Linked DNA regions of Homo sapiens: region 2 is linked to region 1. A link is an interaction called in ENCODE POLR2A ChIA-PET data of the cell type or tissue named here. Cell type or tissue: GM12878. All regions are shown on one strand. Each heading gives the region's core, and the rest is flanking DNA. Links, peaks and the distances in the headings are about the cores only.

Evidence for each region. ChIA-PET counts read pairs that join two places held together with the same protein. Peaks named below come from ENCODE experiments on the same cell type or tissue, not always from the same donor. Only the 100,000 strongest peaks of a DNase experiment are listed, where the experiment ranks them.
Region 2: POLR2A ChIA-PET joins it to region 1 with 5 read pairs; 5 of 35 experiments call an interaction of 5 or more read pairs at or near these places.

Annotation. Positions count from the first base shown.
Region 1 is chr4:139,519,676-139,524,076 of GRCh38, forward strand. It overlaps SETD7 (SET domain containing 7, histone lysine methyltransferase), which reads right to left. Exons shown (of 8, transcript NM_030648.4): 5 at 3,679-3,760; 6 at 602-719. Among named protein-coding and RNA genes, the nearest start is that of SETD7, 34 kb to the right of the region's middle. In GM12878, for the core only: no CTCF peak of the experiment used is centred there; a DNase peak (open chromatin) is centred at 2,526; H3K27ac peaks cover 1,170 bases.
Region 2 is chr4:139,436,516-139,440,916 of GRCh38, forward strand. It overlaps a transcript of RAB33B not described here. Among named protein-coding and RNA genes, the nearest start is that of RAB33B-AS1, 15 kb to the right of the region's middle. In GM12878, for the core only: no CTCF peak of the experiment used is centred there; no DNase peak of the experiment used is centred there.

The sequences.
Region 1 (4,401 bases), core at 203-4,202:
ATATAAGTCAGACAAGGAAGGAGCGCATAAGCTGTGCTAAAAACATTGAACTTTTGCCCTTAGGCAGACACTTAGGGAAATTAACTGTAAAGTGAAGAAACAAAAACAGAAAACATATATGAAGCCTTTGACATATATCAAAGATTGTATCTTAAAGGTAAGAGGTGATTCAACTCTTTAACATTTTGTTTTTAATTTTTTTGACAAAAGAACTCTTCCTGACAAAATGTAGGATATAGTATAGCATGGCTTTTGCACAAGAAGATGTAAGGGGCCTTCCTATAAAGCACCCCACCCAAGGTCATGAGTTAGTTATTTACAGAGTCTGACTGGATCTCAATTTTTAAGACATTGGTACAGTCTAATATACCAATTACTGTCTTATTGATGGCATTACCCCACTCTCTATAAAATAGCTCTGGAACTTTTAAAAAAAATCGTATTAAGGCTTAAAATAAAGAGGATGAAAATGTCCAATCATTTTTACAAAAAAGCCAATCTGCTTCTTTAACTTTCTAGTGAGTACTAAGGTAAAGGGATTTTGTTTGAAGCAAAGCCCTTTAACCAACAAAGTTGATTTTCCACTGTCAGCCCCACTCACCTCTTGGTGTGTAATTCGAACTCCATTATAAAAAGACATAACAGTATTAGGTCCCACAGCTACCTTTGAAAAAAGTCCTTCTCCAGCACTGGAAATAAGAGATTCAGCAACATAAACCCTAAATTGAAAAAAGAGTTGAATAGTGACCTTTTCAGCTTAATATGTCATTCCTTACATCAACTGCCAAAATATCATTAAGGCTACTGATTCCAAAATGTCAATTCATAACCCAACTAAGAAGGGAGGGAGGAAGAAAAAGTTAAACCACAATATTTTGGCATTGGAAATTAAACAAACGGTAGTTATGTCTCTTTTAGGAGTGGTGTTTAAAATTTGCTTTCTAATATAGAAATTATCATTATATTTTCATAAAGATGCTCAGTGCTTGATATGAGGTATTTTTTGGAAGAATTTTATGTTTTTAGTTGATGACAATTTTCACTGCCTTACTGGACAAGTAAACATTTTTTCAAAGTTAATTAAAGCTATATCTAAGTTTGTCAGTGTTAGATGGGAGGGAAAGGAGGCTGTTTTAGTTAAGCCTCAAGATGTATCTTCTATATGCAACAGTGACAAACAATTAATAAGATATATCCAATAAGCATTTCCCAGCAAAAGGGTTCATAACAGGGGTCAGTTAACTATGGCCTGAGGGTCCAGTCTGGCTGCTGCTCATTTTTGTAAGTAAAGTTTTATTGGGACACAGCCATACCCATTTGCTTAGTATTGCCTATGACTGCTTTAGCTCTACAAAGGCAGAATTGAGTAGTTGCAACAGATATTATATGGCTTGCAAAGCCTAAAATATTTACTATGTGGCCCTTTACAGAAAAAGTTTGCCAACCACTGGTTTATAAGAAAACAGCTGGTCGGGCGTGGTAGCTGATGCCTGTAATGCCAGCACTTTGGGAGGCTGAGGCGGGTGGATTACCTGAGGTCAGGAGTTCAAGAGCACCCTGGCCAACATGGTGAAACCCCGTCTCTACTAAAAATACAAAAAATAGCTGGGTGTGGTGGCGGGTGCCTGTAATCCCAGTTACTCGGGAGGCTGAGGCAGGAGAATCACTTGAACCCAGGCGGTGGAGATTGCAGTGAGCTGAAATTGCACCATTGCACTCCAGTCTGGACGACAAGAGCAAGACTCTGTCTTAAAAAAAAAAAAGAAAAAAGCGCTCATAATTACGGAACTGGATTTAACCAGACGCTGGGATGGAATGACCCTACAGGAACTGATCATCTGTAATTTTAGTTACATGGCTCTTATGCTTATTCATGAACTGGAAGACTGATTTATTGCTTTCAACTCTTTATTTCTTCGCTGTGATAGAATTATATACATCCTGCCACTTTGCCACGTGACCTTGTAGTGCCTCCCTCAGGGTGGGTGGAGGATACATCCTGCCCTACTGACTTCTCGTTTGGCCATCTGATCTGCTTTGCTGGTAGAACATGGGCAGAAGTGGCTGCAGGCAAGTCTCAGGTGTGAAGGGCTGGGGCAAATTTCTGCTGGCCTCCTCCAGACTTTTCACTGTCTCCATTAGAAGAATATGCCCTAGGGGGCTGTTGCTCCCTGTTTCTCTTGTAAAGAAAACATGTGAAACAGACTTGAACCCAACTTGAAACCTGGAGTCCAGCCTAGGCCAGCTGAGCTTAGCTGATTCCAGTCAGAAGTGGCTGAACCTCAGCCAACCTATAGAACTATGGTGTAAAACAAAATGTTTGATTCTGTAAACCACTGAAAGTTCTGAGGGCATCATTATGCAGCCTCATCACAACAATAATAACAGAAAAGACTAACACGTATGGCTATGGTCTTGTGTTTCGGAGCTAACAAAGAAGCTAAACCCTTCCCTTTGTAACTGGGCCAGAGCCTCATGTCAAAAAAGAGTCCATTCATCATTGTGACATTGTGGGGTCAGCCCTGTCAGTTGAATGGAGGAAGAGGCCTATTTCTCAGATGGGAACAGAAACTGAATGGGAGGTAAGCCATGCTTACAAAACACGAGGCAAAGAGAAAACCAATTTCAGATAGTACGCTTATTCATAAACAGATCTGTTGCTAAGGAATAAGAAGAATCCCAGAGAGGGTACCAGAAAAAGCCACATCAAGACTCAAGAGCTAGAGTTTAGCCATCCTCATAAATAAGACATGAAGTAGAACAGGATGTGACCCTCTGGGAGTGGGCTTACAAACCAGAAACTTGTCATTTATAAGCTAGAATGTTTTTATGCCTCTTATACTTTCTTTGTTTCACTCTTGTCTTCTGTTTGTGAAAAAAGAAATTGTCTTGTGTTCCAGAACACCTCCGCTGGTCTAAGATGAAATGGAGGCATCCTGTGTGCACAGGCTAGAGCTTTAAAGAGCATGAAATGTTCCCCTAGAGGGCCAGCATGTGACTGCAGCACAGACCCTAAGAACGGGAATGCTCGGCCAGGACACAGCTGGCTGCCTGGCCCAGCTGCTCTTTTTTTTTTTTTTTTTTTTTTTTTCTTTTTAGATGGAGTCTTGCTCTGTTGCTCAGGCTGGAGTGCAGTGGCATGATCTCGGCTCACTGTAACCTCTGCCTCCCAGGTTGAAGCAATTCTTGTGCCTCAGCCTCCCGAGTAGCTGGGATTACAGGTATACGCCATGACACCCAGCTAATTTTTGTATTTTTAGTAGAGATGGGGTTTCACCATGTTGGCCAGGCTGGTCTTGAACTCCTGACCTCAAGTGATCCGCCCGCCTTGGCCTCCCAAAATGCTGGGACTGCAGGCATGAGCCACCATGCCTGGCCTCAACTGCTCTTTCTACCTGGAGGTTTTACTCTAGGACAGACACACAAGCTGTTCTGTGATTTATGGGTGAGGAAACTCTCTTACAGGGTCAGATTCTACATAAGAATAAAAACACTCTTCCTCAGAATATAGAAATATTTATTTGAGGGTTGGCAAAGGAAAAGGACACTTTCATGAGGAGCTTGGTCTGAGCTGGAACCCAGCCTGGGCAGAGAGCCAAAGAGGTGCATAAGTTCCTACCACTAGGCTTATTTAACCTCACATAAACAGTGCAATTAAAACCCCAAGGAGGAAATTACCTTTCTGATTCATAAGGATCTGGAAGAAGAGCATTGGTAGAAATGCAAGATGAAGTCGACTTATCAAAGTGGTACACTGAATCTGAAAAGCAAACAAAAATACCAGTATAGGTGCAGAGTTAGGGAAGAGCATTTATAACACTTCTCTCTATTCATGGGACAACGAAGAGTTAAAAAACCAAAAATCTTAATCAAGTTATACCAACTAGAATGAAGTTCTTCAATTTAAATGGATACATTTTAGATTTACGCTTCAGTTTTATTTTCAGGCCTTCATGAACAGCCATCAGATGCATCTCTTAACATTCCAATTCACTCTTGAATTTTCCTTATTAAAATGACTTAAAGGATGCTTGGGAATCAATAAAATGCTTTGTCATGAAATTCTGAGATCTCTTGGCTCAGATCAAATTGGATGATGGTTTTAAATTTTTCTGGTGGTTTTCTTCATTACAGATACAGTCTACAGAATCCAACAACTGAACACTGGCAGTTGTCTCCTTCACTAAGAATAAAATTCTGCCTCACCAGAATTAAGGAGAACAGCACTGCTTTTGATAAAGCATTAACAAAGTAATCTCCTTTCTATTACGGTAGTTCAGAAGCCAATTAGTAATTTACTCTAGAAATCAAGGCACACAACCACCCTAGAAGGAACACTGGCTCTCTGTGAAGGATTAGCTTTAGAGAATCCTCACAGACAGCACTAAAGATAGATGCTCT
Region 2 (4,401 bases), core at 114-4,113, 83 kb before region 1:
TCTAATGGTTAAGAGTGTGTTAATTTCTATGATTTTTAAATTTTCCAGTTTTCTTTTTGTTTTTGATTTCTAAGTTCATCCCATTGTGGTCAGGGAAGATATTTTGCTGTCTTTTAAAATCAATTCAGACTTAATTTATGACCTATCTTGGAATTTATCCTATGTATACTTGAGAAGAATGTGTATTTCATTGTTGGGTAGAGTGTTCTGTATATGGTTGTTAGATCTAGTTGGTTTATTGTGTTGTGAAAGTCCTATATTTCCTTGCTTAGATTTTGATGGTTCTATCCACTACTGAGATTGGGATATTAAAGTCTCCAACTATTAATGTAGAATTGTACTTCTCCCTTCAATTACGTCAATTTTTGTTTCATATATGTTGATGGTTTGTCATTAGGAGCATACATGTTTACAACTGTTAAACCTTCTTGCTGTATTGAACCTTTTATGTTTTTTATTTTTTTAAGACAGGATCATGCTCTGTCGCCCAGGCTGAAGTGCAGTGGTGTGATCATAGCTCACTGCAGCCTCCAGTGCTTTGGCTCAAGCTATCCTTCTGCCTCAGCCTCCTGAGTAGCTGAGACTACAGGCACATGCTACCATGCTCAGCTAATTTTTTAATTTTCTGTAGAGACAGCGTTTCACTGTGTTGCCCAGGCTGTCTCCAACTCCTGGTCTCAAGGCACCCTCATACCTTGGTCTCCCAAAGTGCTGCGATTACATGCCTGAGCCAACGTGCTCATCCTGAACCGTTTTTTAGTATATAATGTCCTTCTTTGTCTTTAGTAATCTTTTTTGCTTTGAAGTGTATTTTGTTGTATACTAGTATCGCCATCCTTAATATTTGGTAATTAGTTTCATGGAATATCCTTTCCCATTCTTTCACTTTTAACCTGTTTTTGTCTTTGGATCTTAAGTCTCTTACAGACAGCATATACAGTCATGTATCATTTATGTATGGGTATATGTTCTTAGAAATGCATTGTTATGCAATTTCATCATCATGTAAATATCACAGAAGGTACTTACACAAACCTAGATGGTATGGTATAGCCTATTGCTCCTAGGCTACAAAGCTGTTACGGCATGTTACCATACTAAATACTGTAGGTAACTATAACCCAATGGTGTTTGTATATCTAAACATAGAAAATATATAGTAAAAATACGTTATTATAATCTTACCATTGTATTACCATCCTATGTGCATTCCATCATTGACTGAAATGTTATGTGGCACAGGAGTCTTGAATCATGGTTTTTTAAAACCCATTCTTCTAATCTCTGTCTTTTCACTGAAGTTTAACCCATTTACATTTAAAATAATTACTGATGAGGGAATTCTGTCATTTTGCTATTTTCTATATATATTGCAGCTTTTTTTGGTTCCTCATTTCTTATCTGTCTTCTTTCATGTTTAGTTGATTTTTGTAATGAAACTTTTAACTTCCTTTCTTATCTTCTTTTAGCTATTTTCTTTGTGTTATCATGGGATTACATTTGACATCCTAAATAAGGAAGCTTCTAACATAAATTTATAGCAGCTTAATTTGAAAAAGATACAAAAACTGCTCCTTAACTGCCCTGTCCCCCACCCCTTTCAGCTGTTGATATCACATAATTACATCTCTATATAACATGTGTCCAAAACAAACTAAATCTATTAGTCCCTTAAATTAAGTAGAAAACAAGATGTGGAGTTACCTGTTGTGAAAATGTTTTCTGGGTATGTGACCACAAAGTGCATTGTAGCATGCAGTGACCTAAAAATGCATACCAGTGCTAAAATAACTGCTGCTGTCTGCAACATCCCTCCTCTCCTTAGGAATGTTGACCAGACTCTACAAAACCCAAACAGTTCCTGTAAGCAAAGAGTAAACAGATTAAGAAAACAACCAGACGGCTTAACACACCATCAGTGACTTCCCCCGCCCCTTCCATTCCCTCTTCATGATATAAAAGACTAGATAGGCATGTACTATAAGCACTGAAATCTACCTTGTCTTGCTGCTGCCCAAGGCTGCCTTATAAATTTCCCCTGGATAAATCTTTGACTACCTGCCAACCCGGAATCATCTGCCTTTTTTTTTTGGTCTGATGGCAAATCAGTAATTTGCCTCCACTTGTAGAGGGCAATTCTCAGTCCTGGCAGGGAGTTTTCCCAACAAAAGCAAAGTTACAATAACACTAGCTTTTGGCCTAATCATTGGTTTTTGTTAATGTATTGGTCTCAAGTCATGTTGTAAACAAAAAGTGGAGTTACATACCATTGTTACAATAATACTAGCTTTTATAATTTCCCATGTATTTACCTTTACTTATCTTTATTTCTTTATACAAGTTCAGTTACTGTCTAGTGTCCTTTCAACTTGCAGGACTTCATTTAGCATTTCTTGTAGGGCAGGTCTAGTGGTAATGAACTCCCTCAACTTTTGTTTATCTGGAAAGTCTTATCTTCTACTTCAATTTCGAAGGACAGTTTTTGCCAGGTATGGGATTCTTTTATTTTTTTTTTGACACAGAGTTTCGTACTGTTGCCCAGGCTGGGGGGCAGTGGCGCAATCTTAGCTCACTGCAAGCTCCGCCTCCTGGATTCATGCCATTCTCCTGGAGTAGCTGGGACTACAGGCACCCACTACCACGCACAGCTAATTTTTTGTATTTTTAGTAGAGATGGGGTTTCACTGTGTTAACCATGATGGTTTGGATCTCCTGACCTCGTGATCCGCCCGCCTCGGCCTCCCAAAGTGCTGGGATTACAGGCGTGAGCCACTGTGCCTGGCCAGATATGGAATTCTTGATTGATAGACTAAATTTTTTCTTTTACCACTTTGACTATATTAGCTCATTGTCTTCTGGCTTCCAAAGTTTTTGATAAGAAATCTGCTGATAATCTTATTGAGGATCATTTGTATGCGAAGAGTCATTTCTCTTTTGCTGCTTTCAAAATTCTCTTCTGATAGTTTGATTATAATGTATCTCAGTATGTGTTTCTTTGAGTTCATCCTACTTGGTTTATTGAACTTCTTAGATATTCATATTCATGTTTTTCATCAAATATGGGAAGCTGTTGGTCATCATTTCTTCAAATATTCTCACCAGCCTTTTCTCTCTCTTCTCCTTCTGTAGTTATCACAATGTGTATGCTGATCTGGTTGAGGTATCGCACAGGTTCCTTAGACTGCTTTCACATTTCTTCAATCTCTTTTCTTTCTGTTCCTCAGACTCAATAATTTCCATTATCCTCTCTTCAAGTTTTCTGACTCTTTCTTCTAACTGTTCAATGTGCCTTTGAATCCCTCTTGTGAATTTTTAATTTCAGTTATTGTACTTTTTAGCTCCAGAATTTCTTTTTGGTTTCTTTTAGGTTTTCTATCTGTTTTTGATATTTCCATTTTGTTCATAAATAATTTTCTTGACTTTAAATTCCTTTTGTTTTTTGAGTCTCTTTAGGTTTCATTTGAATGGGTTACACTTTCCTGTTTCTCTGTATCCTTTGTGATATTTTTGTTGAAAACCAGACATTAGAATTTACTAATGTGTTAACTCTGGAAATCAGATTCTTCCTCTTCTCCAGGGTTTGCTGTTTTTGTTACTGTTTTTATTATTTTTGTTTTTTTGATTGTTGTAAGCCCTCTTTGCCTAAGATGAGTCTGAAGTATAAATCTAAGGTCTTCTCAGAGGTCTTTTCTGAGCCTGCACCATCCCCTAGGCTGTGCCATGACTTTCTGATTTCTCTCATATATGCAATTGTGTTTATGTCTGGCTCCCAAAAGGGGAAAATGAGAAAAATGAATGGGAGTGGGGAGGGAAACACCAGCTCTTTAATTCTCCTGGAAGTCACTTCAACCAGAAGGTGAGGGGCTTGCAACAATGGAAGTGCAACAATGGCTAATGACTCTCTGCACCTCTGTGATCACGAGTGGCAGTTAGGAATCAGAGCACAGATCTAACGTTTTGAGGACAATGTACTTTTTGCCCCCCTAGCTCCTACAAGCTGTGTGCAAACCACTCTAGGAACATGTGCACAGCTGCGTGCCATGAGATTCAGTGGTAGGAGATGGTTAGCTGCTGCTGTGCCAAGACTGGAAATTGACCAATTTTTTTTTTTTTTTGAGACAGAGTCTCGCTCTGTTACCTAGGCTGGAGTGCAGTGAGGTGATCTTGGCTCACTGCAACCTCCGTCTCCCAGATTCAAGTGGTTCTCCTGCCTCAGCCTCCAGAGTAGCTGGGACTACAGGCATTCACCACCACGCCTGGCTAATTTTATATTTTTCGTAGAGACGGATTTTGCCATGTTGGCCATGCTGGTCTTGAACTCCTGACCTCAGGTGACCCATCCACCTCAACCTCCCAAAGTGCTAGGATTACAGGCATGAGCCACTGCACCCCACCTCTCTT